2 separate regions of the Homo sapiens genome follow, and region 2 is linked to region 1. Evidence: chromatin loops called from intact Hi-C (ENCODE). Cell type or tissue: PC-9. All regions are shown on one strand. Each heading gives the region's core, and the rest is flanking DNA. Links, peaks and the distances in the headings are about the cores only.

Region 1 (15,625 bases), core at 3,400-11,399:
GAGTCTTGTCTCTTTTTTCCTTAGTCTGGCTAAAATTTAGTCAATTTGGTTTATCTTTTCAAAAAACTAGCTTTTTTGTTGATCTTTTATTTTGTTTTCTCCATTTCACTGTCATTTATTTCTGCTCTGATCTTTATTATTTCTTCTCTTCTACTAATTTTTGGTATGGTTTTTCTTGCTATTCTAGTTCTTAAGATGCATTGTTAGGCTATTTTTTGAATTATTTTTCTTCTTTGATGAAAGCACATATAGCTATAAACTTCCCTGTTAGTACTGCCTTCATAGTATCTCACAGGTTCTGGTATGTTGTGCTTCCACTATCACTTGTTTCAAGAATTTTTTCAATTTCATTCTTAATGTCTTTGTTGAGCCACTGGTCATTCAGGAGCATATTGCTTAATTTCCATATGTCTGCATAGTTTCCAAAATTCTTCTTATTATTGATTTCTAGTTTTATTCCATTGTGTTCAGATAAGATGCTTAATATTATTTCAGTTTTTTTGAACATTTAAGACTTGTTATATAACTTAATGTGTGGTTTGTCTTTGACAGTGATCCATATGCTGAGAAGAATGTGTATTATGTAGTATTTGGATGAAATGTTCTGTAAATATCTATTAGATACTTTTCATGTATAGTGCAGATTAACAGATTAAGACGAATCTTTCTTTGTTTATTTTCTGTTTGGATGATTTGTCCAATGCTGAAAGTGGGATGTTGAAGTCTCCAGCTCTTATTGTATTGGGTCTTATCTCTCTGTGTAGATCTGATAATATTTGCTTTGTATAACTGGTGCTCCAGTATTGGGTGCATATACATCTAATATATTTGTTATATAATATAATTGTTATATCATCCTGATGAGTTGACTAATTTATCATTATATAATGACTTTTTTTGTCTCTTCTTTTCATTTTTGTCTTCAAATCTATTTTGTCTGATTTAAGTATAGCTACTCCTGCTCTTCTTTGGTTTCTGTTGACAAGGAATGTCTTTTTCCATTTCTTTATTTTCAGTCTGTGTGTCTTCATAGGTGAAATGTGTTTCTTTTAGGCAACATATCACTGGGTCTTTGTTTTTAATCCATTCAGTCACTCTATGTCTGATAGAAGAGTTGAGTCCATTTGCATTCAATGTTATTATTGATAACTAAGAAATTGACATTTTGTTTTTTGTTCTCTAGTTGTATTGTAGTCTTCACCTTCATTAAAAAAACAGGAAGAAAAGAAGGAATAGATTTTCTCTGGTGGTAGGGTTTAATTTCTCACTTTTTCTTTTTTGTGTATGTGTTGTGTATTTTTTGGTTTGAGTTTATCATGAGTTGCAAATACTATCTTACAACTCATTTTAAAATGAAGACAACTTAACACTGATTGCATAAACAGACAAACAAGCAAAAATGAAACTATTACAAATTTACCCTTTCACTTTGTTCCCTCCTGCTTCTTAACTTTTTGTTGTTTCTATTTATATCTTACACTAATGTCTACGTATTGGAAAGTTGCTGTAGTTATTATTTTTTATTGATTTACCTTTTAGTCTTTCTGCTTAAGATAAGAGTGATTTAGACACCACAGTTACAGTATTATAACAATTTGTGTTATTCTGGGTACATACTAATTACCAGTGAGTTCTTTATACCTTCAGGTGATTTCTTATTGCTCGTTAACATCCTTTTTTTCTGATTAAAGAAGCTCCCTTTAGCATTTCTTGTAGAATAGTTCTGATGTTGGTGAAATTTCTTAGCTTTTGTTTATCTGGGAACATCTTTATTTCTCCATCATGTTTGAAGGATATTTTCACTGGATATACAATTCTAGGGTAAAAGTTTTTTTCTTCAGCACTTTAAATATCTCATGCCACTCTGGCCTGTGAAGTTTCCACTGAAAAGTCTGCTGCCAGAAGTATTGGAGCTCCATTGTTTGTTATTTGATTCTTTTCTCTCACTACTTTTGAATGTTTTCTTTATTCTTGTCCCTTGGGTTATTTATTTATTTATTTATTTATTTATTATTATTATACTTTAAGTTTTAGGGTACATGTGCACAATGTGCAGGTTAGTTACATATGTGTACGTGTGCCATGCTGGTGTGCTGCACCCACTAACTTGTCATCTAGCATTAGGTATATCTCCCAATGCTATCCCTCCCCACTCCCCCCACCCCACAACAGTCCCCAGAGTGTGATGTTCCCCTTCCTGTGTCCATGTGTTCTCATTGTTCAATTCCCACCTATGAGTGAGAATATGCGGTGTTTGGTTTTCTGTTCCTGCGATAGTTTACTGAGAATGATGATTTCCAATTTCATCCATGTCCCTACAAAGGACATGAACTCATCATTTTTTATGGCTGCATAGTATTCCATGGTGTATATGTGCCACATTTTCTTAATCCAGTCTATCATTGTTGGACATTTGGGTTGGTTCCAAGTCTTTGCTATTGTGAATAATGCCGCAGTAAACATATGTGCGCATGTGTCTTTAAAGCAGCATGATTTATAGTCCTTTGGGTATATACCCAGTAATGGGATGGCTGGGTCAAATGGTATTTCTAGTTCTAGATCCCTGAGGAATCGCCACACTGACTTCCACAATGGTTGAACTAGTTTACAGTCCCACCAACAGTGTAAAAGTGTTCCTATTTCTCCACATCCTCTCCAGCACTTGTTGTTTCCTGACTTTTTAATGATCCCCATTCTAACTGGTGTGAGATGGTATCTCATTGTGGTTTTGATTTGCATTTCTCTGATGGCCAGTGATGGTGAGCGTTTTTTCATGTGTTTTTTGGCTGCATAAATGTCTTCTTTTGAGAAGTGTCTGTTCGTGTCCTTTGCCCACTTTTTGATGGGGTTGTTTGTTATTTTCTTGTAAATTTGTTTGAGTTCACAGCTGAATTCTACCAGAGGTACAAGGAGGAACTGGTACCATTCCTTCTGAAACTATTCCAATCAATAGAAAAAGAGGGAATCCTCCCTAACTCATTTTATGAAGCCAGCATCATCCTGATACCAGAGCCGGGCAGAGACACAACCAAAAAAGAGAATTTTAGACCAATATCCTTGATGAACATTGATGCAAAAATCCTCAATAAAATACTGGCAAACCGAATCCAGCAGCACATCAAAAAGCTTATCCACCATGATCAAGTGGGCTTCATCCCTGGGATGCAAGGCTGGTTCAATATACGCAAATCAATAAATGTAATCCAGCATATAAACAGAACCAAAGACAAAAACCACATGATTATCTCAATAGATGCAGAAAAGACCTTTGACAAAATTCAACAACGCCTTCATGCTAAAAACTCTCAATAAATTAGGTATTGATGGGACATATTTCAAAATAGTAAGAGCTATCTATGACAAACCCACAGCCAATATCATACTGAATGGGCAAAAACTGGAAGCATTCCCTTTGAAAACTGGCACAAGACAGGGATGACCTCTCTCACCACTCCTATTCAACATAGTGTTGGAAGTTCTGGCCAGGGTAATTAGGCTGGAGAAGGAAATAAAGGGTATTCAATTGGGAAAAGAGGAAGTCAAATTGTCCCTGTTTGCAGATGACATGATTGTATATCTAGAAAACCCCATTGTCTCAGCCCAAAATCTCCTTAAGCTGATAAGCAACTTCAGCAAAGTCTCAGGATACAAAATCAATGTACAAAAATCATAAGCATTCTTATACACCAACAACAGACAAACAGAGAGCCAAATCATGACTGAACTCCCATTCACAATTGCTTCAAAGAGAATAAAATACCTAGGAATCCAACTTACAAGGGATGTGAAGGACCTCTTCAAGGAGAACTACAAACCACTGCTCAATGAAATAAAAGAGGATACAAACAAATGGAAGAATATTCCATGCTCATGGGTAGGAAGAATCAATATCGTGAAAATGGCCATACTGCCCAAGGTAATTTACAGATTCAATGCCATCCCCATCAAGCTACCAATGCCTTTCTTCACAGAATTGGAAAAAACTACTTTAAAGTTCATATGGAACCAAAAAAGAGCCCGCATCGCCAAGTCAATTTTAAGCCAAAAGAACAAAGCCAGAGGCATCATGCTACCTGACTTCAAACTATACTACAAGGCTACAGTAACCAAAACAGCATGGTACTGGTACCAAAACAGAGCTATAGATCAATGGAACAGAACAGAGCCCTCAGAAATAACACCACATATCTACAACTATCTGATCTTTGACAAACCTGAGAAAAACAAGCAATGGGGAAAGGATTCCTTATTTAATAAATGGTGCTGGGAAAACTGGCTAGCCATATGTAGAAAGCTGAAACTGGATCCCTTCCTTACACCTTATACAAAAATCAATTCAAGATGGATTAAAGACTTAAACGTTAGACCTAAAACCATAAAAACCCTAGAAGAAAACCTAGGCATTACCATTCAGGACATAGGCATGGGCAAGGACTTCATGTCTAAAACACCAAAAGCAAGGGCAACAAAAGCCAAAATTGACAAATGGGATCTAATTAAACTAAAGAGCTTCTGCACAGCAAAAGAAACTACCATCAGAGTGAACAGGCAACCTACAAAATGGGAGAAAATTTTCGCAACCTACTCATCTGACAAAGGGTCCCTTGGGTTTTGATTATTAAACGCCTTGAAGTAGTCTTCTTTGGGTTAAATCTTCTTGGTGTTCTATAACCTTCTTGTGCTTGAATATTGATATCTTTCCATAGGTTTGGGAAGGTCTCTGTTACTTTCACTTTGAATAAACTTTCTACCCTTGTCTCTTTCTATACCTCTTCTCTAAGGCCAATAACTCATAGATTTGCCCATTTGAGACTAAATATAGATACTGTGGACGGGCTTCATTCTTTTTGTTCTTTTTTCTATTGTCTCCTTTGACTGTGTTTTCAAATAGCCTGTCTTTAAGCTCTAATTCTTCTGCTTCAACAGTTTTGCCAATTAGACACTCTGAGGCATTCTTCAGTATGTCAATTGCATTTTCAACTCTAGAATTTCTGCTTGATTCTTTTTAATTATTTCAATCTCCTCATTAAATATATCTGACAGAATTCTAAATTCCTTCCCTGTGTTATCTTGAATTTCTTTGAGTTTCCTCAAAACAGCTATTTTTGAGTTCTCCGTCTGAAAGAGTACATATCTCTGTTTCTCCAGAAATGGTCCCTGGCACCTTATTTATTCTGTGTGGTGAGGTCATGATTTGTTGGACGGTCTTGATGCTTATAGATATTTGTTCGTTTCTGGGAATTAAGGTAGTCTTTTCAGTCTGGGCTTGTCTGTACTTCTCCTTCTCAGGAAGGCATTCTTGCTATTCAAAGGGACTTGGTTGTTGTGATCTGAGTTATATCTGCATTGGTTACCACCCCAAGCCCAGTAATGCTGTGGTTCTTGCAGGCTCGTAGACATAGCACCTTGGTGTTCTTGGATGAGATCCAAAACATTTCTCTGGATTACCAGAGAGAGACTCTTGTTTTTTTACCCTTAATTTCTCCCAAGCAAATGGAGTCTCTCTTTCTGTACTGAGCTGCATGTAGCTGGGGTTGCGGTGACACTTACACCCTGTGTCTACCACCACTGAGACTGGGTCAGACCTGAAGCCAGCACAGCACTGGGTGTTGCCCATGGTCTGGTGTAACCACTACTTGGCTACCACTTACGTTTGCTCAAGGCCCTAGGGTTCTTCAGTCAGCAGGTGGTAAGGACAGTCGTGCTTGTTTTCTTCCCTTTAGGGTGGTGAGTTGCCTTAGGCCCCAGGTAGGTCCAGAGATGATATCCAGGAGCTAGGGACTAGAGCAAAAAAAACTTTAGAATTCTACCTGGTGTTCTATTGTACTGTGGTTGAGCTGCCTCTTAAACCACAAGATACAGCCCTTTCCACAGTCTGAGGGGCCTCTCTCCAGTCCACCACCACCACAGATCCATTGGGGTTACTGCCAGTCTACTGCTGATGTTCCTTTAAGGCCTAAGGGCTCTTCAGTCAGCTGGTGGTGAATGCTGCCAGGCCTGGGACTCACTGTTCATGGCAATGGGCTCCCCTCTGGCCCAGGGCATGTCCAGAAATGCTGTCCAAGAGCCAAGGCCTGAAATCAGGGACCCCAGGAACCCACTTGGTGCTTTACCCCACTGAGGCCAAGCTGGTACCTGAAGCCAGCACATCTGAGTCTCACCCAAGGCCTACGGCATAGTACTTGGGTATTACTTCTGGTTCTTCAGAGCTCAAGGGCTCCTTAGTCAGCAGGTGGTGAATCCTGCCAGGACTGGGTTTTTCCCTTCAAGGCAATGGGTTCCCTTCTGGCCCAGGGTATGTCTAGATGTGTCATCTGGGAGCTATGGCCTGTAATCAGGGCCCTACAACTATGCCCAGTGCTCTTTCCTACTCTGGTTGAGATGGTATCAAAGATGCAAGACAAAGTCCTTTTTATTCTTCCCTCTCCTCTTCTCAAGCCAAAAGAATGAGTCACTTTTGTTGCTGCAATTTGTGCTGTCTGGAGTTGTAGGAGGGGTGATGCAAGCACTTTCTTAGCTGCCCTGGCTGGTGTTTCATGTCCACCAGCTCTGCGTTCAGCACAGCACTCGGACTTGCCTAGGAATTGTAAGATTTCTTTTCAAATTTATTGAGGACCCCAAAGCACTTCAGCCTGTGATGGCAAGACTTGCCAAAACTCGAGTTCTGACCCTCTGGCTAGGGCTGGTCTAGATGCTTCCTCCATGGGTGGGTGTCAGCTGATTTTAGCTGGGTTTTGCTTTCTGCTGTGACAGGGCAGCACTTAGTTGAATGCAAAGTCCCAGAGTTGCTGTGCTGTCCCTCCCCCAAGGACACAGATTCTGTCTATATACCATGTGGTCACTGCCAGGGCATAGAGGAAGTGTGCCATCTGTAATTCAAGACTGTCTTTCCTGCCCTCCTCAGTGCCTCCTTCACTGATATGAAGTTAAAACAAGGTACTGTGATTGCTCACTTGATCTTTGGTTCTTATGAAGGTGCTTTTTTGTGTAGATAGTTGTTAAATTGGTGTTCCTGTGGGAGGGATGATAGATAGGTCAAGTGTTCTATGTGGCTATCTTGCTTTGCCCTCTCCTACAATTTCTTATTCATCTATTTTCCTCTGTTAGCTCTTATCTGCTTGAACTAACTAGAATGAATTTTTAGTAGTTCATTTCTGGTGCTATAACAACAACAACAACAACAACAACAACAACAAACAAGCAAACAAAAAACAGAAACTGGTTAGCTTATAAATAACAGAAATTTATTTCTAACATTTACGGAGGCTGAGAAGTCCAAGATCAAGGTGTTAGCTAATTCAGGATGTGGTGAGAGCCCACTTTTTGGTTCACAGAAGGTGCCTTCTCATGGCATCCTCACATGGTGGAAGTGACAAATGAGATTTTAAAAATCTCTTTATAAGGGCACTAACCCCATTAATGAGAGCACCATCCATCATCATGACCAAATTACCTCTGAAAGGCCCTACCTGTTAATACCATCAACTTGGGGGTATGACTTCAACATATAAATTTTAGGGGACACAAACATTCAGACTTTAGCAGAATTCTGTTGTCTACCTACAGGTGAAATTTGAGTTACACAATAATTGCTTCATCAAGTGGTTGCCGGTAATCAATATTCAAAGAAATCTTAATATTTGGTTGACTATGTGGCAAGGTCTAATTATCATTAACAGATAGGATTTGTTTCCATGACAACCAGTGGTAAAACATTTAAATTATGTCTTGTGATAATGCTAGAATGAAGTCCTATTAAAGACAAAGCTGTCTAAACTGAGTGACTGCTGTGATAGTCCATTAACGGTAGTTCAAGCATAAAAAGACTGTGTGGGTGGAATGGCTACTTCAGACTGTACTGCAGAGCTTTGAATGCATCAAAATATGACCAGGGAACCCAGATATTTCTATGATTGCCTTAAGATGATGTCTTATCTCTTATATCAGCAGAGTTGAAGAAGTCCGAATTCAGAAGTCTAAATTTCTGATTTCTAGGTTTTATATAAAGGAGCCCAAGATGGCCTCTGTATATTGGCCATATGTTGTTTACTTCTTTATAACAGGCTGAAGTCTGTTAACTCAAAAGTTTGACACCACTAAACTCTAACTCATATATATCCAGTTGTTTTAAACATACCCCCAATGTGCAGAGTTTTAGCCATTTAGAGCCTCTTGGCTTTCCATATTCGATGAAAATGTACCAAACACTTACTAGGCAGAGATAAGATAAACTCTATAGATATAAAAGACTCCAATTCTAACCTTTGGAAGTGTTGGACTCCCCAGAGATTTACTGTAGGACTGCTGAACATTGCCTAAAACACAAGCCTCCTATCTGATCTCTCTCTTTCTCCTGGGAGTTCTCTTGCCCTTGTCTCACTATGAACAGTGGTCCCTGTGCTGTATCTCTTGGATATTCTTATGCTCTGAGGTCTTTCTCTCTACCCCAAAACCTGTTAAAGTGTTGCCCAGATAATGCTTATCTTAAGCTCACAGTGTGCTACTGTCACCTCATTGTCTTTTTTTTTTTTTTTTTTTTTTTTTGGAATCAGTCCCCACATTCATCACACTTACTGTACCAGGGTAGTTGAATTATACTGCAGATCACATTCATAACTACATTACTTCTCTTGAGTAAAAATTAATTTACTTCTTGAAAATGAGAAGGATCTGGAAAGTTAATCAATGGTTTTGGTTAATTGGACAAATATGAATTCCCTGAATCTCCTGTCAATCTACCTCCTATGCCAGCAGAAGAAACCTCTCCTTCTCACTCATGTGTCTAGTTTTTTTGCATCCAGTAAATTCCTCACTTGAAACAATTATCTTGCAAGAGAATTCAAATTCTTCTCATTTCAATATGTCTACTTCCATTTTTTACCTCAAGGCCTATAAATTATGTCAGGTTTCAATATAACCTAGGGAGTCATTTACAAAATAAACCAGGTTCCATACCAAAAATAATTACAACATTTTGCTAATATAGCAAGAAAAAATCTGGAGAATTTATGAAAATGGCCTCTGAGATTATAGACAATGATGGGAAGGATATCATATTTGGATAGGCTTTTTGCTTGTTATTGTTAATATGGGCGTATACAGCTAGAGCTTATTTAACTCAAAATTCTTGATTTAGAGTTCTAGTTTGAGAAAATAAGAGTGCTGCTAAATGTTTTCTCAGTGGATTGATTAAAACTTCGGCTCCGTATTGGCCTACGATGAATGAAACTGAGATACCAGTGCACTCGTCTGTTCATTGTAGCACTTGTCACAATAGCAAAGACATGGAATACACATAGGTCTCTATCAACAGTGGATTGGATAAAGAAAATGGGGTACATATATAACATGGAATACTAGACAACCATAAAAAAGAACAAAATCAAGTCCTTTATAGCATCGTGGATGTGGTTGGAGGTCATCATCTAAACAAAATTAATGCAGGAAGAGAAAACCAAATACTGCAAGTTCTTATTTACAAGTGGGAGCTAAACATTGGGCACTCATGGACATAAAGATGGCAACAGTAGACACTGGAAACTACTAGAGGAGGGAGGGAAGGAAGGGTCACAGATTGAAAAGTAAACTACTGGGTACTATGATCAGTCCTTGGGTGGGATCATTTGTACCCCAGACCTCAGCATCACACAATATGTCCATGTAACAAATCTGTATATGTACTCCCTGATTCTAAAATCAAAGCTGAAATTATTAAAAAATTTATTAAAAAAAGAAAAGAAATAGAGATGTCAGAATTTCCTTAGTATAATGTAGAAACTTGGGGAAATAGGATGGCTGAAGTAAATTATCTCTGAGAGGCAATCGACTCAGTCACCCTGTAGTTCTGTTTCTGAAAGGTCCTAGTTTATAGTCCCTTCCCCACAGAACTGATAAATAAATTAGTATAGATAAATACGTTAGTAGAAACCCTGTAGTGCCTGTTCTCTGTAGACCAAGGATAAAGAAGAGAAATAATGACACTGAAACAGACTGTCTGATTTCAATGGGGTTATAGAATCCCTTCGTAACAGAGGCAAAGTAGCAGCACTTAATGAAAAGGGAGAAGATTATAATAGTTACTCTAACAGGCAGCAGAGCCAAAGTGGTAATAGAAGTACTTTGATCTGCAGTTATTTTTGGCAATAACTAATTGATCATTACATTTCTAGAACTGAAATAGATGAACACTTCATTAATTCCCTACTTGATCTGTATTAACAGAAAGGATAAAAATTTATCTATGTTAGAAAGGTCAAAGTGGAAGACTTTGCAACTGGAGAAATTGTCAGAAATACAGGTCTATCATAATTTATGAACAGGGAATTTCTTAGGCCACATGGACAGGAACTCAGAGTCAGTTATAATCTTGGTGACAAAAAGATTTTGGGAGAAGACTCATGAATGGATCTCTTGAAATAATGCCGGAATGAGAGATTATTTGCTTTTCGTGTAAATGGTCATCTAATGATATCCTCTTCTGAGCAGACTCTTAGTCAGGTAGATCACATGATCACGCTGTGGATGTCTGTTTCTTTCTTCAACTCTCCCAGTTCGTGACCATTGAGCTCATAAACAAAGTGGGGATAATGGTGGAGACTCAAGATTTCTCCTCACTGAAGTTTTTGCCTGGCTTCTTACATTGTAGTGTGCCAAATAAGTCATTAACAGGGAAGAATGGTGAACCCTTGTGTAACATCATATTACATGAGACAAATCAGCCACCTGGGAATAAGTGAACCCATTTCATTATGTAAGTAGAAATTTTTAAGCTAAAACTGACTTATGTTCTGAAAATAGATGAAGCTACTGAATAAATCTATTGAATACCATAAAATATTCAATAAATAACTACATGAGAATAATTCATATTATCCCCACAAATTTAATGAGCATTATTGTATGAGTCTAAGCCATCTGTTTATTTTATGTCAGATAAAGTTCTAAGAACTAGAGTAAATGCAAATTGAAAGTTTCTCAAAGCATTAAAAAGTACTTGCTGAGAACTTTCCTTTTATTATTCTTAACAAAGGTGAGTATCTGTAATGTCAGAATAGTGTGGGTTATGCTGCCATAAAACACAACTTCAAATCTCAGTGCCTTAAAAGAATAAAGGTTGATTTCTTACCCGTGTTCCTTAACAATTGCACATTGCCAGGTACTTATCATGCATTCTCAGGTATACTGGCTAATTGGACAGCCAACATAATGAGTATTGCCTTTTCTAGCAGAGGGAAAAGACTGCTCTGGAGAGTCTCACTATAGCCCAGAAGTGACATACTTCAGTTTTACTCACACCTCATTTGCCAGACTAGTTACATGGTCCAAAACAACCATAAATAATCAAGAAGTGAAATCCTGTGATGAATTTGGAGTACGGAGGACTGAAACTATGTTGCTGACTCCAAAATACCTATCCAGGAGTTATGTCAAGCTTTTCTCAAGACATTAATATTCTGGGATGATATTTGATAGTTAGCTTTTAATTTTAAGAACTGACAAATTGCTTTATATTCTTCTAAGGATTTTCTTGGAGCTATGCTGCCTTTGCTTAATGTTCCATTTTGTTTTACCATTTTCTTCATTTTCCTTTTCTTCCTTTGTCTTGGGCAGGCATTCCAAGAATAAAAATTCAGATTGAGAGCAAAGGTTGACATAGGCTGACGATTCAGAGTGAAAGTACAGGCAAGGGAAGTGTTTTCATCGGGAAAAGGTCGAAGGCTTAAAGATGATTCGGCAATGTACTTTGTTGGATGATGAAGAGCATTACATAAAATTTAATTCTATTATAACTATCTTGAAGTACTTAAAGAATAATGAATTAGAAGATGTGGTAATAGAGTGACTGTGGAGGAAAATGTGGCCTCCAGTATCCACTTAGTAATAGTTCAAAGATGTGGATATTAAAACCTGGTTTCATAGGTTGCATTAAGAAATGCTACCCAGGCCACCTCACTTATTTCAAAGGGTTATGGATCTCTTTGCTTCCATCTGACATCCAGATGGACAGGATGAGGTGGAAAATGATGATTATTTTATAGTCTGCCTCCTGGGTTGTAGGGGTGGAGATGGAGTCTTATGAAATAAAATCCTGTCATAGATGCTGGAATGCCTAGATATCATAAATCAGGTGGACTAGTGGCATTTTACCAAAATATAACTTCATTAATAATAACTTCCTAATAAAATTATTGTTTAAAAAAGTCCTCAACTTAATCCAGACTTAACTGTTACTTATCAAGGATTTGTTATGTGCATAGCACAATGATCATACACATTTTAGCTTGAGCTAAAGTTCTCTAGAAACTTTATCAAATCTAAGAATTTCATAGAAATTCTATAATTGTGATCAACATATTGGGGAATTGCATTTACTGAATAAGTTTGTCAAAGATAAAGATGAGATGTATGCTTTCTCTACCAAGAAAAGAACAATAGGGATTTAAAAGAGAAATGAAAAGCTATACATGGGATAGGTTTGAAGTAAATGTTATAACTTACCCAAGAGATCTTAAAAGCAGTAGATTCCCAACTGCTAAAATAGGTTATTTTCCTTTAAATATGTACACCAAATGGAATCTTGAAGCCTAAACCCTCACATGACTCAGTCATAAGGTTTTGGACTTACGTAGTCTTATCTGAGGAACTCAGAGTGCATCCGCTTCATTAATGCTTGCTCACAATATTCTTAAGAACCACGAAGGGGGAAATCAAATTATCAATTCAAAGACAGAGAAACAGACCAGAGGAATCAGTGACATGCCCAAGATAAAAAACAAAAACGAAACCAAAAACAACCCACCACCTAAACTGGAAATAGAAGTAAATTCTGTCTTCCCAGCAATCTTGCCCTATCCCACATTGTCTATACAGTTCCCAAGTGACTCACTCTGTTGATAAACTGAAATATGCTGAACTCTATATAATTATGCTACCTAAGCACAATTTAATGAGTGTGTAATAAAGCCCTTCCAGAGATATGAGGGAGGAATCGTTATTATTTTTAGCAAATTACCAAGCAGCAACTCAAAAAGAATCTAACTCTAAATGCCATGCTTTGAAGTTAATACTGCGAATTCTGTAGTACAGTTTTCACTTTTTCTTTCCCAAATGATAACTGATATGAGAAGGAAAGAGTTGCCAAAACACAATCTGTAAGCCGATTAAAACAACAGTTCCAATGAAAAAAATCTGAAATGAAAATGGAATGGTGAAAGTCAAAGTAATGCCCAAGCCAATAAATAAAAATGACTTTTAATTAGTATTTCTTATGGTATACACTGAATATTGTACTCTTTATGAGGTCAGAAAATCAGTATCCCTTGCTAAACTCTGAATTGACTTTATATAAGCTATCCGTTTGATAATGAGAACTGGAATTATTTGAACTTTCACCCACATTAAGCCACAGAAATAAGCACAGTGAGTGGCCTGACATTCCTTGTGGAGCGGCCTGATCATCAGCTAATATGTGTGGACACATTTGGATAGATTTTACATTATCAGTAATTTGCGATTATGCAGTCAGGTGAATTACAGTTAAAGGTGTATGAAATTCCATCACTCAATAGTGGTTTTTGTTCAATGACAAAAGTCATAGAACTTGTAATGACTTATAGGGAATCTATCCAGAAATGAGCCATTTGTCATCCCAAATGCAAAATCCAAGCTTCAGCTCATATCAGATGTAAAATGATGTATGAATAAATATTTTATGATTATTACAACACTAAAAACTAGGAGTTGGTAAGTGCTTCAGAGTGTTGGTGACACCTCTAGGCCTGTATACATAAGCCTAAATTAGTAAACTTTAAGCTTAATGAATAAACTTTAAGTCTTAATCAGTAAATTTTATACATTTATAAAAAGATGAAAAATTATCCATACCCTTTTAGTGGCAGTAAAATGTATGAAAGGAAACATGGTGAAACAAAGAATACAGAAATAGAACACAGAAAACCTAAATTCTAGTTGTGCTGAATTGCAATGTAATTTTGGATTTTAATTATCTTAGATATTTTCTTCGTCTATTAAATGGTGATAACCACCAACAAAACTGTAAGAATAAATGTATAAAAGACTATGCAAACATAAAACATGATTATGTTAATAAAATTCAGATACACTAATTGGAACATTAGTGTATCCTATGAACATGATTATTTAGGTTAACATTTACTTTGCATTACAATTACATTACTTTACCTAGTTTCAAAAACATTCTCTCAAAGAAATAATTTCCAATAGTTGATACATTTATATTCATATATCTCCAAAGACACTGTCTAAAAGGTATGTTTGTGGATTAGTTAGTTGTACTTGCCTATATTTTCCATATGGGACTGTGATATTGTTATATAATTTTTGTATGCTAATAAGATAACGAAAGGCTGGGGCTCCTGGGTAACCTCAGACTGAGAGTTGGTTGCCAGGGGAACCAATCCTGTGATTAGAGGTTTAGGAATTTTAACCCAATTCCTGGACTTTCAGGGTCAGGAGAGAGGCTGAAAGTTGAGTCAATCACCGATGGCCAATGGCCAATGATTTAATCCATCATGCTTATGTAATGACGCCTCCACAATAACCCGAAAGAACAGAGGGTGGAGAGATTTCTGATTCCTGAACACGTGGAGGGTGGCATGGTCCAACAGAGTGTGTAAATTCCCAGCCTCTCCCCACATATATTGCCCAATACATTCTTCCTTCTGACTGTTCCTGAGTTGCCTCTTCCATCTGACTGTTCCTTTTATAATAAAAGGATAATAGTAAGTAAAGTGCTTTTCTGAGTTCTGTGAACTGCTCTAGCAAATTATGAAACAGAGAAGGGCTTTGTGGGAACCCTGATATGTAACTAGGTTGGACAGAAGTTGTGAATAACCAGGAACCTGCTACTTATGACTGACACCTGGAGTCGGGGTAGTCTTGTGGAATTTCATCTATGCATTTCATCTTACAGTACTATGGGAATTTGGGATGGGTGTTTAGTAAATTGTTCACAATAAGTATTTTCAAATTTTCAATTATAAATAAAAGTTTCTGATTGATGAAGCACGAGTATGTAGTCATGTGATTTATGGGTCATGTCACTTATTCATATATCTGGAAGTGACTGATTTATTCATCCCAGGAGTTGTTTCCAAGTCATGCAACTGCTTTGTGAACACAACTGACTTAGAATCTCAGAAGATGATGAATGGTTCATGCACTTGATTTATAAGATGCATTACTGACTTATAATTCCTCCAGCTGAGGCAGAAGTCAGTGCTTTATACTTGGGTATAAACATTCATTTTATTAATAAAATAAGACTGATTTATTTTACTTATTTGTGTACGTGGACTTTAAATTTTAGCCATAGTTATGCTCTAAATCCATGTGATTCTCAAACAAGCTTAAGGTACAGATTGTATAATTACAGTGTAGTTTATGGAAACTTCTATTGCATGTTGTACCACATTTTTTCAGCACATGCTATGACCAAGATGAATTATTTGCTTATTTTTTTTCCCTTTTAGGGCTAAATACACAAGTCTTTACTTGCTTTGCCTGTTACCTCCTATTCTCTATTCTTTTTTAAAAATGCATATAACCACAGCTGGGACTTCGGGAGCTTAGCTGCCACTTCAGA
Region 2 (15,625 bases), core at 3,977-11,976, 190 kb after region 1:
TCTGTGCTACTAGAAAGAAAAAGAAAACAACTGTTCTTGCTATCATACATTACATGGTTAAAGGGGCACCTCCCTTAACTGACTGGAGGAAGTTAGCTGTTGGTTTCAAAATCACTCTTTCCAGAAAAGCAGGGTGTGTGACTCAGATTTCCACCCGAAGGTGGTCCTTGAGAGAAGGTCTTAGATGTTTAGAAGAGGTTATGTTACATTCTTTGGTATCACTTATTATTTCCTTCAGGCAAACCACATGTCAGAGGACTTCAATCTGAAAATGACGTGAGTTACATGGGTTCCTTCCTCTTCGTTTTTTAAAGGTCCTCTTGTCTTTCTGTTTTCATGTGTGCTCTTCACTGGCAGCTTTCTATAAACAAATGCACTTATCAGAATAAAAGAGTCATTTCACTTCTCTAGGGAGAGATTTTTATATCCATCTTTTGAAGAGATGAGATGAAACGTAGTTTGAAATTGAATGTATACAAATTAGTGTATAGATCTCCACATTTTAAAAGACCCTGAGTGGTCAAAATGATGAAACAAATGAGAAAGAAAAATAAGAGGACAAGAACTAACATTAATTGGAAACCCAGTGTGTATCTCACAACCTTATAGGTATTTTGCACACAGCATTTAATTTGATCCTCCTATTAAGGATTAAATAGACATTTTATCTCCATGTTATTGATGAGGCAACTGAAGTGTGGACATATGAAAATAACTTCTACCAAATTATGCATGTTATATAAATAGATAGACCAGTAGAGGAAATAAAAACAAAAACTCAGGATCTGTGATTCCTATACTACTACTCCAGGAACACAGGCATAGCATTGAGTGCTAAAGAGTCTAAAAATGGCTGACAAAATGGAAAACCTCCAAAGTCCTAGAATATGGATGTTTAAAAATCTTTATTTCTAAAAATAGTCTCAAAGTTTATGTTCCAATAAGAGTTTGGCATCTATAAAAGACAAATTTAGTTAGAAAAGTATGCCATTGACCCTCAAGGAGACGTTTTTCTCTAGAAGGATTTTGTATTATGGTTCTCTAGAAGGACAGACCTAATAGAATATATGTATATATGAAATGGAGTTTATTAAGGAGAATTGACTCAGACAATCACAAGGTAAATGCCCACGATAGGCCATCTGCATGTTGAGGAGCAAGGAAGCCCAGTGGTGGATCAGTCCAAGTCCCCAAATCTCAAAAGCCAGGAAGCCGACAGTGCAGCCTTTAAGTCTCTGGTGAAAGGCCTGAGAGCCCCTGGCAAGCAGCTGGTGTAAGTCCAAGAGTCCAAAAGCTGGAGAACTTGGAGTCTGATGTTCGAGGGCAGGAGGTATCCAGCACAGGAGAAAGATGAAGGCCGGACGACTCGGCAAGTCTGTTCTTCCATCTTCTCCTGTCTCCTTTATTCTGGCTGCACTGGCAGCTGATTAGATGGTGCCCACCCATACTGAGGGTGAGTGTGCCTCTCCCAGTCCACTGACACAAATGTTAATCTCCTTTGGCAACACCGTCACAGACACACCCAGGAACAGTTCTTTTCATCCTTCAATCTAATCAAGTTGACACTGAATATTAACCATCACAGATTTTATACATACTTAGGGTCAAGTGTTAAGCATTTTGTTTCAACTATAAGATATATGCTTGGAAATTAGTTTGGCTGACACTGGAATTTAGGTATTATATTAAGCTCAGAGCCTTTTGGATTGTAACCCATTTGGCATTATATCATGTTTTATAATTATGTGTTTTTTTTCTCCTCCCCAGAACCACAGTTTCCTATTAGACAAGAAGTGACAGGTTACCGTAATCCAGGTAGGAGTTGCCTGTCAATATGATATTTTTTCAATAGCATTTACTGAAACATACAAGATTTAGGTATGCCCTAATTGTTGTGGGATTTTCAAAATGTGTCATATTCTATGGGAATCAAGCCGTTTAATTCATTAATTCATTAAATTAATATTTATTTATTAAATGCTTAAGTGACCTAGAGTTGTAGAAGGCACTAAAGATATAATGGCAAACAAATGCAGTTTATTGGGGGAGACAGTAACTAATAAGCAATAATTGTAAAGCTGCAATTGTTTTAAGTGCTAAAGTATATGGTACTCTGAGGTAGCATAATAGGAAAATTAATGCATGCAGGAAGATTGGGAAAGGGAAATGATCTGAAGTCTGTAGGATGAATAGGAGTAAATTGGGACTAAAGGGGAGGAAAGAGGGTTCGGTCCTCTGAATATCCTGGCTGGGTGATGGTGATGCTGAGGGAAGAAGCCAAGGAGCACACTGAGCTGGGGTGTGCTCATGGGTAAACATGGTAAACAAGGTCAGGCCAGGACTAGGGACGGGGAGGAGATTGTGAGATGTTAGGAGGAAAATTAAAGGATTTCAAAGCTGAGGGAGGATAGGGAATCAGAAAAGGACAGGAGTAACACAATCAGATTTGTGTGGAAAAGATTGCAAAGATTTTTCTAGGTGTAGTGGGGCAAATGCATGAGCAGGGATAAGGATGGATGACAGTGGGTCGATCACTTATGAGCCATTTACAGCAGTCCAGTCCTAGGGGTACTTGTAACCTGTTTCAGGTGGTAGTGAGGATGGAGGTGTAGATAGGAGAACAGAGTGGAGAGATGTGTCTGAATTTTTTATGAACAGACATTGGTGATGAATTACATATGGAAAGATGGGAAGGGAAGAAGACTTGTTTAGGATGACTCTGGTTTCTTATTCTCTATGTTCCTCATTTTTTTTTTTCAAAATGAACCAAACAGGGTTGAGAGTGAAGGAAGATGCTGGGTCCAGTTTTGTACATATTGGGATTAAGGTACCTTACAGATATCTAAATAATGATGTCCTATATACTTTGACATCAGTCCATGGTCCTTAAGCCTCATGCTGTAATCTATTTGTCTTCTAATTGTATTTGTATTTTATCAAATACATAAACATTCCTAATTAACTTAGCAAAATAATTACCTTCAGTTTGTGTGACTTAAACCTTATGCTTCCCAAGTGAAGGCATTGCTTCTTAAATGTTTCCCCCAAAACAATTTAACTTAAGGAAGTGAGCAAATTCTATTATTAAGAAATACAGATTGCAGATGACAGCTATAATGTAATCCAAGCAGATCAGAGGTCTCAAAGCCATGAAACTTGGTTATATTAATAGGAAAGCAAACTGCATTTTCCCTTGTATTAGGATGAGTCTTTATTCTAATTAGGGGAAGTTATCTAAAATCCACATATTTGTTTCCTTTATCTATTTCTTCTATACAAACCTTCTGTGAAAAGCAACAAAGTGGCAGCACAATTCTCTAGCATTTTTACTCCTGTAGGTTTTGATTAACTGTAATTAAGTAAAGGCAATTATTCAAAGGGAAATAAATTTTCTCATTGTTAACTCTATTAAACAAGAAGTCATTTGCTGCTGAGTGTGGTGGATGTAAAGAGACTTAATTACCCCTTTTTCTTTTATCCTTTTTCCTAAAGGAATAAAAGAAGCTTCATATTATTTTCTGAGTCTTGACTCTAGTACACATCTGCCTCCCTTGAGCTGAAGGTTCACAATTTTTTGTTGTAATCCTTTGCGTCTGGAGATACGCCTGTGAACTAGGGGTACAATAATAGCCTGGGTTTTCTACCTGTGAGCCATGGTAGGCAGATCCAGAAATAAGAGCTAATAGTTTATCTGGAAAAACACCTTTGGGAAATTTCAGGTAATCACAAACCACTGTGCAAAACAAAATTAATGCATATTTGGTTAGACTAATGCAGATGTATCTAACTGCATTTAGGCAATTCTGCACATATTAAAATTATTTCACTTCCCAGAAGGAAAGTAAATTTAGGGATGGAGAGTATTTGGGTTGCAAATGGAAAAACTAGATAAAATCACTTTTTATAAAAAGGTTGAGAAAAAAGAATAAATAGGCTTCTATGTTCAGGAGGAAAGTTTGAGAAGTGGGGGAGACAAAGTTTGTGTTGCTGTGAGAGACTTCTTGTCAGATACCGTGCTTGAATTTCCTTGAAATCTGCACATGTAGTCAAATCTACTGTTCTTAATAATGTATACAAATACATCCAGCATTTACAAGATACATCATTAAGAATGCAGTAAATAAATGCAACACTTTCAGCCTCAATATGATATAGGGTCAAGAAGATAAGGGAAGACTATAGAATTGAGTTGAAACATGAAAGATGGATAAACCTTCTAAGAAAGCACCTTAAAACTGGCTGCACAGTGGAGTTATTTAACTGATTAAAAAATCCAATGACTGCAAAGGGTCCCATTGCCAGAAATAATGGTTTGATTAATTCGGGATGGAACCTGAGAATCAGTATTTTTTAAAGGTCCCAGATGATTCTAATGTGTAGTCTAGCTTGAGAATCACTTATATCAGAGATGGTTATCACTAACTATAAACTATTGGTAAAACAAATCAAACATACTTTGTATGTGTATTGAGTGTATTGCTAAAGCTTTCTGGATGTAGAAGGGCTACACAGACATTTTATTCTCATGAATGAAAATGGCTAGCATGTTTGAAAATGAATTAGACAAAGAGTTATTATTTTGTTTTTAATTTCTACTATATAGTAGTCTTAAAAATTAAACCTGTGATGTTAGTATTTGTAGTATTTGTATTTTAGAAATAAAAGGTGAAATATAGAGGACAGAGATAAGACAAAGAACCTACCTAATTTCCAGAGTTTCAAACCTATAACTTGGTGCAAAAGTAATTGCGGTCTTTGCCATTGAAAGTAATAGCAATACTGTAATCACTTTTGCACCAGCCTAATAGAAGATGGTTTGGGATTCAAACCCTATCTCCCTGATGCTTACGGACAGTCTTTCAGGGTTTCCTATAGGGTTATGCTCCTGCCCCTGGCAGGTGCTCATTGGCTTACTATCCTTTTCTCAAAATAACAGTATTTTTCTAGAGAGAAAAGAAATAAAAGTCAAGAGAAAAATGGAAAGAGTAACAAGCTTGGGAAGAATGTTAATACTATTATATTTGTACGTTATATGTTTCACATTTCCGCAGCATATTTTCTTCATTGTTGCTAAGGGAAAGAGAGCAACTGCAATCTTCTATGATGCCAGGAATAGGCTTCATAGATGAAAAGCACGTTTATGAGAAACTTTAAGATAAACTGAATTTAAGGCCTCTTCCATGTGAGTTCTCTTACTTAACATCTTAGCTCCTCAACTTAAATAGAAGGCACATAAATTACTGATGTTCCCACACACTGACTAAAAGCTGGATAGGATTTGGGTTTGAGTATCAGAAGAATTGAGTTCCCTTCTGCCTCGCAATCTGAATCCAGTTCATTCAAACCATGCTTTACAAGAATGAGTTTCTTATTCTTATAAAAATATTTGCAATGAAAATTAATTAGTTTACAACCATATTTAAAACCTTGAAAAATACTGTTTTTGCATGATATCATTATTAATTATTGTATTGCAGCACCCAGCGTGATACCATGCTTATGCAGATACTTTACAAATATTACTTGATGGTTTGATGATTTTGTATGATTAAAAAACACACAAAAAGTTGGCTTTCATTACATGGAATTTAAGGACATATAAGAGTTTGCAAGTAAAAGGTATATATTCTTGCCATTTTTAATTGCTTAACTTTTATAAAACATAGTTTATGCTCTTTTCTAAGCTTTTTAATACTATGCAGAATCGACAGACAAGCTTAAATTACAGTCATATTCAATTACTAGCAGAATATACAATAAGAATACTCATAACATCATAATTGCTAAAACTTATTGATAACATAGTATGTTAGTCACTATACTAATTGCATAGATTCTCTTAAATGCTACAACTACGAATGAGTAGGTAGTAGTATCATTTATACTTTCCCAATGCGGAAAAGGAAACTTAAAGGCATATTTAAGGTCACAAATCTAATTAAGTAGCAGAGCTTGAACTCAAACTCAAAGTTAATCTAGGGGGGTTGAATTTAAGGGAGTTATCATTAAATACATCAATACAAAAAAAATTCCAATATTCTCTCTCTAAGGTTGCATAACTCCCTGTGGCTTCCATAGGCTATTTGGAAACAAATGTGAATATACATGGTTTCTTTCTGTCTATTCTTTGGCTAGTTAGAGGTTTCAGCAGTTCTTACCTGCTTATACAAAAGGCAGACAGATACAATTACAAGGGCGGTTTGAAATAAGTCCAGAATCTTCCTACCCACTGACCATGCAGAATCCAAACCCTTAATATGCATAATGAAGGCATTACTTCACTTTACTTTGTAATTTCTCCTAAAACGCACACAAACCATTACCTCATTCAAAATGGCTTGGATTGAAATAGCTGATTTAAACTGATGTTTAAATCTTAGAACGAAGCCAGGCTGCTGTCTGTGTAAGAGGCTGCACTGCCTTATTACTGTTTTATTTTGATTATATCAGCAAGTGAGAATCAATAGGTCAGACAGGACCTGTGAATTGATGTTTATTCATATGCATGCCTTCCAGCTGAATGTGATTAGAAATGATAGTGTCATTATGTAAGTGCTAATAGTACCTAAAATGTTTGAATGCTCACTACGTACTGAGCACTAGTGTACATGCTCTACATGGATTACTTCAAAACAACCCTATGGGCAGGGACGGTTATTGACCCCATTTTACAGGTGAGGTTAATATCACTTTGCCCAAGGGTCGGCACCTAGCAATTGGCAGTGCCATGCAGGCATTTTTACTTCAGAGTTAGCTCTAAACATCTAAATAGTCTTGGCATGAAATTCTATTATTATTGGAGGTCAAAGGGCATGACTACATTGTAAGCAGTACAATGGAATTGTTTTGGAACCTGAAGTCTCAGCTTCAATTTCTAGTGCACCATTTATCAATCGGTGTCCTTGGGCTAATTACCTCATTTGCTAGTGGAAGATAATAGCATTACCTACCTCACAGGTTGGTATGAGGTGGATAAATTAATTCATATGAAACATTTTAGCATAATGACTAAAAAATAATAAGTACTCAGTTATTATTATGTGAGTTACCTAACTGGCTCCATGAGTTGATTCAGGCTCTAAAAATAGGCAACAGATGCATTAGGCAGCTTTGATTGCTTTCTGTAACTTGACATAGCAGCTTTACGTTACTCAATGATTTAGTACAATTTAACATTTGTAGAGCTCCTTTCTCACAAAGATAATTGATCTCACCAATCATCAGCCAACTTGTGAACTGGCTCAGAATGAGAAAACCCATAAATTTCAGATGCAGAAACAGGCAAGCAGTGAAAATTCTTGCCTCAGGACACACTTGAATTCAAGGAGATTTGAGGATTAGCACCAAGGCATGTTATCTAACCAGAGAAAACACATCTCTTCTGAAAGTTCCTGATAGCCTGAGGACTCAAGGAATCAGACACCCAATGACTCCAGAGAGAAGGAAATGACACCTGAGAAAGAAAATGACACCTGAGAAAGAAAATCTGGCTAGTCTTAGATCTTGACACAGACTCTTGTTTGATGCTGGATATGTTCCAACTACATTAAAGTTCTCTACACTAGACTTGCTCAATTGTCTTGGCAGACTCTGCCATAGATGAGACATCAAGTAATCCATGCTGAGTAGAGAGAAGAAAAACAGTAACTGTAACAGACTAGGTTTCATTAACCCAAGGGTTCTAAGAAAAAAAAAAAACGTTGTAGAAAGCTTCCTTTTTGTGGCAATCTAACAAATTTTAGAAGAGAACTTTTTTATTAACTTATTTTTTGCCAACTGCATTATAATATGTAAGCTGACAGCTATATTTTTATAAAAATAAATTCGTATGTGCATTTTTATGGTACATGGGCTTCAATGGCAAGATGCTTCATTAGGCTGCTAATCTTATCCATCTCACTGGGTCTAGCCTCCCTCCCATCTCCCACCTCCCCTAGATCTATACGCACCTCCTTCTTTACTCCCCCAACTAAAAACACTTGTTAATATCACTTCACTGGGAACTGAAACAATGAGTTCAGTTTCATGAGTTAGCTGAGATAAATGTGGTGGGAAAATTTTTCTTTCTAAGTAATTTAAAGATATAGATACATTCACATATATATTCTTTGATTTATTTTGAAAGAAGTTAGAAAATAGGAGATCATCAAATATATAAACTTAATAGTTCAGTTTTCACTTAAAAAGTTAAAAAAAAAAAAGAAAAAGCCATTTTGTAGTAATCAAGACATTTTTGAGGATAGGACTTGGGCAGAGAGAGTACAGTGGTATTCTATAATCTGTGGTTTCTCTTTCTGTAGTTTCAGTTACCCATGGTTAGTTGCGGGTTTAAAAGTAGGTGAGTATATTACAAAAAGATATTTTCAGAAAGAGTGAGAGAAACCACATTCACATCACCCTTACTGCAGTATATTAATTGTTCCATTTTATGATTAGCTATTGTTATTCATCTCTGTGTCTAATTTATAAAAGAAACTTTATCATAGGTATATATGGGTAGGAAAACACATAGTATATGTAGGGTTTAGTACTAACCATGGGTTTAGGCTCTCAGAACCTATCCTCCATATAGGGGGATTACTGCATGCTACATGCTTGGATGGGATTTCCAATCTCATTTTCTAGTTTAACTCTAACCTTTCTGTCGCATTAGGGTGGAATGTTCTTCTCTAAAACACATGAAGTAAATGAATGCTTGGTAAAGATGTTCATGTTTAATTATAACTGGAAGTCAGACCTGTCTTAGGCAACATAATGATCAAGGTGAAGTTCATCCCTGCTGGCTTCCCATCTACTTCTGCCAGAGCCACTTCTTCCTTCTGACCCTCCCTTTGTCTTCCTGCCATCCCTGATTCTTGTCAAGGGGATAAAGTGTCGGGCAAAGCAAGCTTAAGGGTTTTGCCTTTCAAAGGAGATTTCTTCAAATTTAGAAAATGAAAACATTTTTCAGGAGGGGACCACTAAACCATGAAACTATATAGCTTGGGCATCAGCAATTTAAGTTTGAAATAAAACAGTGTTTAAATTTCAGTTTTGACACTTCTGGGTTTTATAACCATGGGTAAATGACTTCAATCTCTTTTGAATTCTTTGTCTGAAAAGAAATAGGAATAGCAATAGTAGCTATCTCTGTTGAGAGTTGAGAATACGGGGAAACTAGGTATGATGCCTATTTAACCCATAACAAAACGTCAATAGTCAGTAAGGCTGATAATTTGCAGAAAGAGTATCTGACTTGTACCCCTTTAAATAATAACATTTGGGACCACAAAAGTCACTTGCTGGTGAGACTGCCCACCATACCAGTTATAGATTGTCATAACTTCAAGGAATCTTAGAGGTCAGCCACTTCAAGGTACTTAGAAAAAGGTACCTGGCTTATCAGCCAGATAAACCAATTTTTCCACGGCCACATAGGAGTTGAGAGATTGAGTCATGTCTCTAACAGGAACTTCTTACTGCAGTTCTAATTTTTTTCACTTGTAGTTCTAATTCTGTTCACTTCACTGAGAATTCTTGAGTGTATAGGGAGCTGATGATGACAACTTTCATTTTGAAGTAAAGTATTCGTAATCCTTAAAATGTGTATTTTGCTTAAGATTTAATGTTAAGACTCAAATTCTCCATTTCATTTAAACATTTATTGGTTTGGTGTTCACTGAGCATCATTTTTGTTAATTTCAAAATAGTATCATTCATGAGAAACAAAATAAGTTTATGAAATTACTCCCTTTTCTAAACCTAAATTTTGTTGAAGAGCAGAGATGAGGTCCAATTCTACAGACACAGACCCATACACACACCCTCCAACCCCCTACACACAATGTAACACATGAATATTCCAACTCTAGAAAGCATGCTGTTGCAAGTTGCTATTTGAGTTCAGGAAAGAAAGAAATTAATATATGTTTTTGTAGTTATTGTTTTCGTGCATTCTGAAGCACATTTTGAAGTCCAAATAAAAGATATCTGTTGAGTGGATCCAACCTTTAGAAAATAGGTTCGCAAACTTTTTCTATAAAGGGGCAGTTATAAATATTTTAGGCTTTGTATAAGTCAAGAGACAAAATTTTAAAAATCATCTAGGTACTTACATAATTAGAGAAAATCAATTTTTATTATTTTTATTGGCAAAATTTAAAATATAATAAGGACACCATATTTTTGAAATACATTTTTATTACTGAGAAAAAAATGAATTATTTTATGAAGGATAACATTTTTTGTAACTGAGATTCAAAATAATATTTCTTATCCCCAAATTGATTGTGAGCATTTATCTATTAAAAACCATTCTCAGCTCACAGACCCTTCAAAAACAGCCTGGAGAAGAATGATAAAGCGATGAACCAAAGTTAGTTCACCAAGGGAAATGAATGTTATCAAGAAGATCAATGATTGACTCTGGAAAAAAATTCAGAAAAAGAAAATTTTTACAAAAAGAGAGGGCAAAGAAGACACAGAATTAACATATAATAAGATAGCTTCAATAAATTGCACACAAGAAATTCAAGGACTAAATTGCACTAAGTCACAGATTACAACATAATTTCTGAATCTTGCCTTTTATTATAGTTCCTTTCTTTTTAAAATATATATCCTTTATCACATTCAAATATTTTCCTTCAATCCAGGATTAAGAGTGATAAAGTTTCTGGAAGTGAATGTTGCAGAATCAAGCTGGAAAAAGAATGTCATCTTAGTTAATATTTGGGGCAGAGTGAATTATAAGAAAATACTACTGTCTTTGAACTTTATACGGAAGCTTGTGTGTGGAGAGGATGAAAATATGTAATTCCAAATTATGCCTGTTTGGCATAAGGATTATTCTGAGCTGAAGACAATTGAGAGAAAGAAGTTCTCTGCTCTGCTCCTATTTGTCTACCAGCAAAGCACAAATTCCCATTGTGATGGTGTCCCTTCTCCTTCCCCTGACCAGAAAAAGGAGAAAAACCGTTCTTACCACTGAGATTAGTCTGTGTAAACAAACCTTACTAAATAACTCCTATATACCATTAGTTTCCCTCATGTATTTTCCTTCCCATGGTTTATCACCCTTGGAAGCCTAAAACCATCTTAAAAAAAATCTAGTCACTTCTCTACACTCACCACCCTTTGTTAAAGATATAACTCCTCAAGTCTAATTGCTTCTTCAGGCTTTCACTTCTTTTCTCTGGAACTACATTGCATATGAAATTTAAAATAAAATGTCTATGACTCTTCTCCTGTTAATCTGTATTTTGCCAGTTTAATTCACAAGTTCCAGTTACTAAACCTAAGAAATTAGAGGGAAAACTTTTGCTCTCCTATATGTCCTTGCAAGTAATAAACAAAATATAGCAGATTCAAATATAATACCTATAGAAACCTCTTTCACTATTGTAATTTGAGGACTGAGGGTAAGGGGCAATTGTTGCATGATTCAGGCCAAATCTTCAAGAGGTAACCACAGAACACCACAATTTTGCCATTTATTGAAAATTCTAGTCTCTTGGTTGTCTGCACTTTCCTTTCTTAGCTTTATTTTCTATATACCATTTTTTTGTTAATCTGAGCAACAAACATTTTTTATTTCCCCAACCCTGTAATTTTAAGAAAACTCTTTCTAACAAAAGCCTCATTAAGATAGGATGCCTCCAAACATCTACACATCATATTTTTCTTTCGGTAAAAATGTGTTGTGATGTGAACAGGACTTGAATTTTATTGCCAAGTAAAGCTGGCTGTGAATCCAGGATCCATCATGAATCTGTTGAGTGACTTTGGACAAATTTTCCAATGCTTTTCCAATCTGAAAAAGAAAAGAAAATCTGATGTAAAGTCTTAATTCCCTAGGTTATTATAATTAAATAAGATAATGTGCATAATAAATGACATGTACATTTGTATATATACACACACGTATATAATAAATTTGTAAGGCAATTTTGAAAATGAGACTATGCCTTTTTATCTTTTAAAATGCATATAATGTGATATAAATTATAATATTTAAAAATATATATATTCAGAAATCAAATACTAAAAATGAAGTTGTCCTGATAGAGGACTATATCAGGCATTTGCCTAAGGATATTCTAAGAATTTATTTGTCCATTTACTCTATTACATTGGAAATGCTACAAGTCTAAGAACCTCTGCTTCAACCAGATTTTTTCCTCCTAAAAGGAAAACTGGTGATCTCAGGTGGCATGTATAAAGTTTTATATTAAAAGGAAATGTCATATATTCTCACTAGCTCTATTATTCCATTACACAATATCATTATAGAATTGCTATCTTAGTCCAATTTGGCTGCTATAAAAATACCATAATTGGGAAACTTATAAATCACAGAAATGTATTTCTCTCAGTTCTGGAGACTTGGAAGTTTAAGATCAAGGCATAGGCAGATTCAGTGTCTGATGAGGGCCCTCTTTATGGTTCACAGATGATACCCTCTCACTATATCCTCACCTGGTAGAAGGGACAAAAGGTCTCTCCAGGGCATCTTTTATAACGGCACTGACCCCATTCCTGAGTGTTCTGCCTTCATGATATAATGGCCTCTCAAAGGCCCCACCTCCTAAAACCATCACATTGATTATTTGTTTTCAACATATAAATTTTGGGACAGCATAGACATTCAGACCATAGCATTTAGTGAAAAAGGGAGAACAGTCACCCAGATGGTCATTCTTAACAGACCACCATTCTAATTTTTTATGTGGGTGCTGGTTTAAAAGGGAGTGGGTATATAGGAAACTCCATAGTAAATTTGAATACGCAATTCTGGTTTCCATTTTTTTTTTATTTCACAGCTGGTGCTGGCCTTACATAATCTTTATTGCTAAATAATTACTTTGCAAATTGAAAATAACATTGACCACCTCCTAACGCCTTCAGAAATTTTTTGGATTATAGATATGGTGATAAAGATCAGAGATATTATATAAATTCTAAGTATCAACATTATAAAAGATGAAATTTTATTCTCTCCTTTCAACCAGCTATTTTCTGCACTTTAAAAAATAGGTATATTTACATTGCTAACTACCAAGCAAACTCCTTTCCAATTCAGCATTTCTCGTTTCTTACTATTTCTTTGTTGGGTGTCTGTTCTTATTTCAATAAAACAATTAAACAAAGTTCCATTCCCTCTAGGCACTGATAAGATTTTGCCCAATTACTGAGATATTTCTCTTTAAAACCTTAAATTCACTTACGTGGAGTGATTATTTTATGAGCTCTATTAAATCTAAAAGGACATCCTCATCCTAAGTGTCTAGTAGTATTAGCAAGGGTTGGCAAACTATTCAGGAGATAATTGACTCTACAGTTTATTCTGTCCCAACAAATGTAGGTACACAACAAATGTGTGACAGTTTATTCTGTCGTAACAATGTAGGTATGCATTGAAGGTGTAGGCTTGGTTGTGGCGGGAGTGAGGGATCTCTGTGCATTTCCTGGTTCCTTGAAAATAACTTGAAGTCATTAAGACAATATAAGAGGTACAACAGAGAGAAAAGTGTATTTCCTTTTTGATGCAGGGCTATGCATCTTAGAGCTCTTTGTACCCTGTGCTTTTGTTCCACTTTCCCCTTCTGTCCAAAATGCTCTCAGCTCATTTCCCCTCTTAGCCAAGATTGCTTGGCTAGAGCAAATAAAAGGGAAATCAGGAAAAACTGTAGAAAGCTTTCTCAGTCTTCTTCTACCTCCACCCCTGATTTTTGCTTCTGTCCTTCATGATTCTCTATCATGACAAGTATCTGTGCAATTGCATAATGACTGCTTCATGTGAGTCCATAAAATCAGACATTCCTTTATTCAGCACATCGTTATTAAGTGCCTGCTATGTGAAGTAATCAGCAAAATCTGGACTTTCCAACGATATTAACCATGTGTTTTCATAGGCACAAAAGACTACTGACCACTGTAAATGAGACCAGCACCTAGGGTTGATGTCCAGTGGTTAGGATTGACTGACAGTGTGGGGCCATCAACAATTTTTTGCCCCATCACCTCATGCATTCAGAATGGTTTGTTGACCACAGAGAAGTATCTGTTAAACTTTTCTCCCCATTGTGCAAAACTTAGTGACCCATGCAAATATCAAATCATCAATGCTTGATATAGGATCTAATCAATTGATACAACTAGCCCAGATACCTTTATATATTATATGTTAATCTCTCTAATAATCTGAAGCACTCATCTTCCATTTAGACTGACTTATCTCCCATTCTCTTTTTCCTCTGCCTCTTCTCCTTATTAAATATATTTACATGAAAATAGAGTTTGGATCCCTTGTGATCTTAGCTTTGCTTTTGACAGAATTACTCTCTTGTGAAACAATAATACTCTCCTAATGAGTTGATATGATGTCAAAGACATTATCTAAAACAATTGAAATTCAACAAATGGAAAAATATTGATTTGAGGAAGTGCTCTGGAGAATTCCAGATGTTGGGTTCATAAATTGAGAAGTCATTTTATCTTTTCCAAAAATTCAATGCACTTGCTTTTCCATGTTATGCTATTTAGACTAAGGTAGTAGCAGCAAAACTTAAAAATCAAATGCTAAAATAAATATAGAATTGCTTAAGCACTGATTTCAAGCATGTCACAACACTTTTTTGCACTTCAGAGGCTGAGCTTAGCAAAATAATTGTGGTATGCATTACATTCTGTTATCATAATTTTACTCAGTTATTTTCATGGGGAAAATGGGAATTACTAAAAATCTACTTCGATGACTAATGTGCAGGCTTTCCCTGAATTATCACTCTTAAGCACATTTTCTTAGAAGCACATATTCCCCAACTATTGTAACATGAAAGGTAGACATTTAGTAGAAAAACAAGACAGGAAAAGAAATAATGCCTTATTTTATTTATTCCACTGGAACAGGGAGCCATTTAAATATACGAATGTAAAGCATCTCTTCAGAGCCTGCTATTGGTAATTGTTTCTGTCTTTAAGTGATGGGCTATTTAAAGTGCAACAGTCATGCACTCACCAGTCTAACTTATATTGCAAGATATTATAAATATATTAGTCTCATAGAATACAAAATTTACAATCAAAACCCCTTGAGGTTTTAGTGAAGAAAGAGAGAGAGGGGATGGTGACAACAGCCCAAGGTAAGGGTGCAAAATTACCTCCTGCAGTTGCTCTAATGGATTCAAGGCAGTAATTATGTAAAAGAGGGTGGGAAATACATTTGCTAATAGTGTAGTGGAAACAGAGCCCCTACATCTACAATCTCAATTACAAGGACAGGCACAGAAGTAGACAAGGACCTAAGAAATCAGTCTGAAAGATACTAAAATTTCCCTTTGATATAGGTACCCCAGAAATCCCTTGGCAGTGTTGGTGGGGGTGAGTAACAACAACAACAAAACCGAAATTTGTAGATATTCTCAATACGGAAAAAGCAACTAGGAGGTTTTAGGTTGATGTTAGAAGCTTCTGAAACTGTAAATACTCCGAAACTATCTTTTGTTTTATGTTTTTATAGGTTGAAATAAAGACAAAGTAATAAAGAAGTAAAGACATCAAGCTAATTAAGAAAAGCAGAAATAGTTGCTTTGTTGCTATTTTTTTTTTTTTTTTTTTGTTTATAAGGCATAGACACTCATTCCTC

Evidence for each region. Hi-C counts contacts between places; a loop is a spot of excess contacts. Peaks named below come from ENCODE experiments on the same cell type or tissue, not always from the same donor. Only the 100,000 strongest peaks of a DNase experiment are listed, where the experiment ranks them.
Region 2: it touches region 1 in a loop (2.1-fold over the local background); 2 of 110 quality-filtered maps call a loop at or near these places.

Annotation. Positions count from the first base shown.
Region 1 is chr3:105,991,621-106,007,245 of GRCh38, forward strand. LOC124909403 (a long non-coding RNA gene) reads left to right here and starts at 6,852. Exons shown (of 2, transcript XR_007095991.1): 1 at 6,852-6,936; 2 at 10,646-15,051. In PC-9, for the core only: no CTCF peak of the experiment used is centred there; DNase peaks (open chromatin) are centred at 6,441 and 6,811; H3K4me3 peaks cover 899 bases; H3K27ac peaks cover 2,049 bases.
Region 2 is chr3:106,176,734-106,192,358 of GRCh38, forward strand. It overlaps LOC105374027 (a long non-coding RNA gene), which reads left to right and starts at 114. Exons shown (of 3, transcript XR_924311.3): 1 at 114-276; 2 at 1,768-1,815. It overlaps LOC107986110 (a long non-coding RNA gene), which reads right to left and starts at 14,535. Exons shown (of 2, transcript XR_001740838.3): 1 at 12,457-14,535; 2 at 10,162-11,791. RefSeq lists enhancers at 299-398, 7,673-7,722. In PC-9, for the core only: no CTCF peak of the experiment used is centred there; a DNase peak (open chromatin) is centred at 7,488; H3K27ac peaks cover 1,192 bases.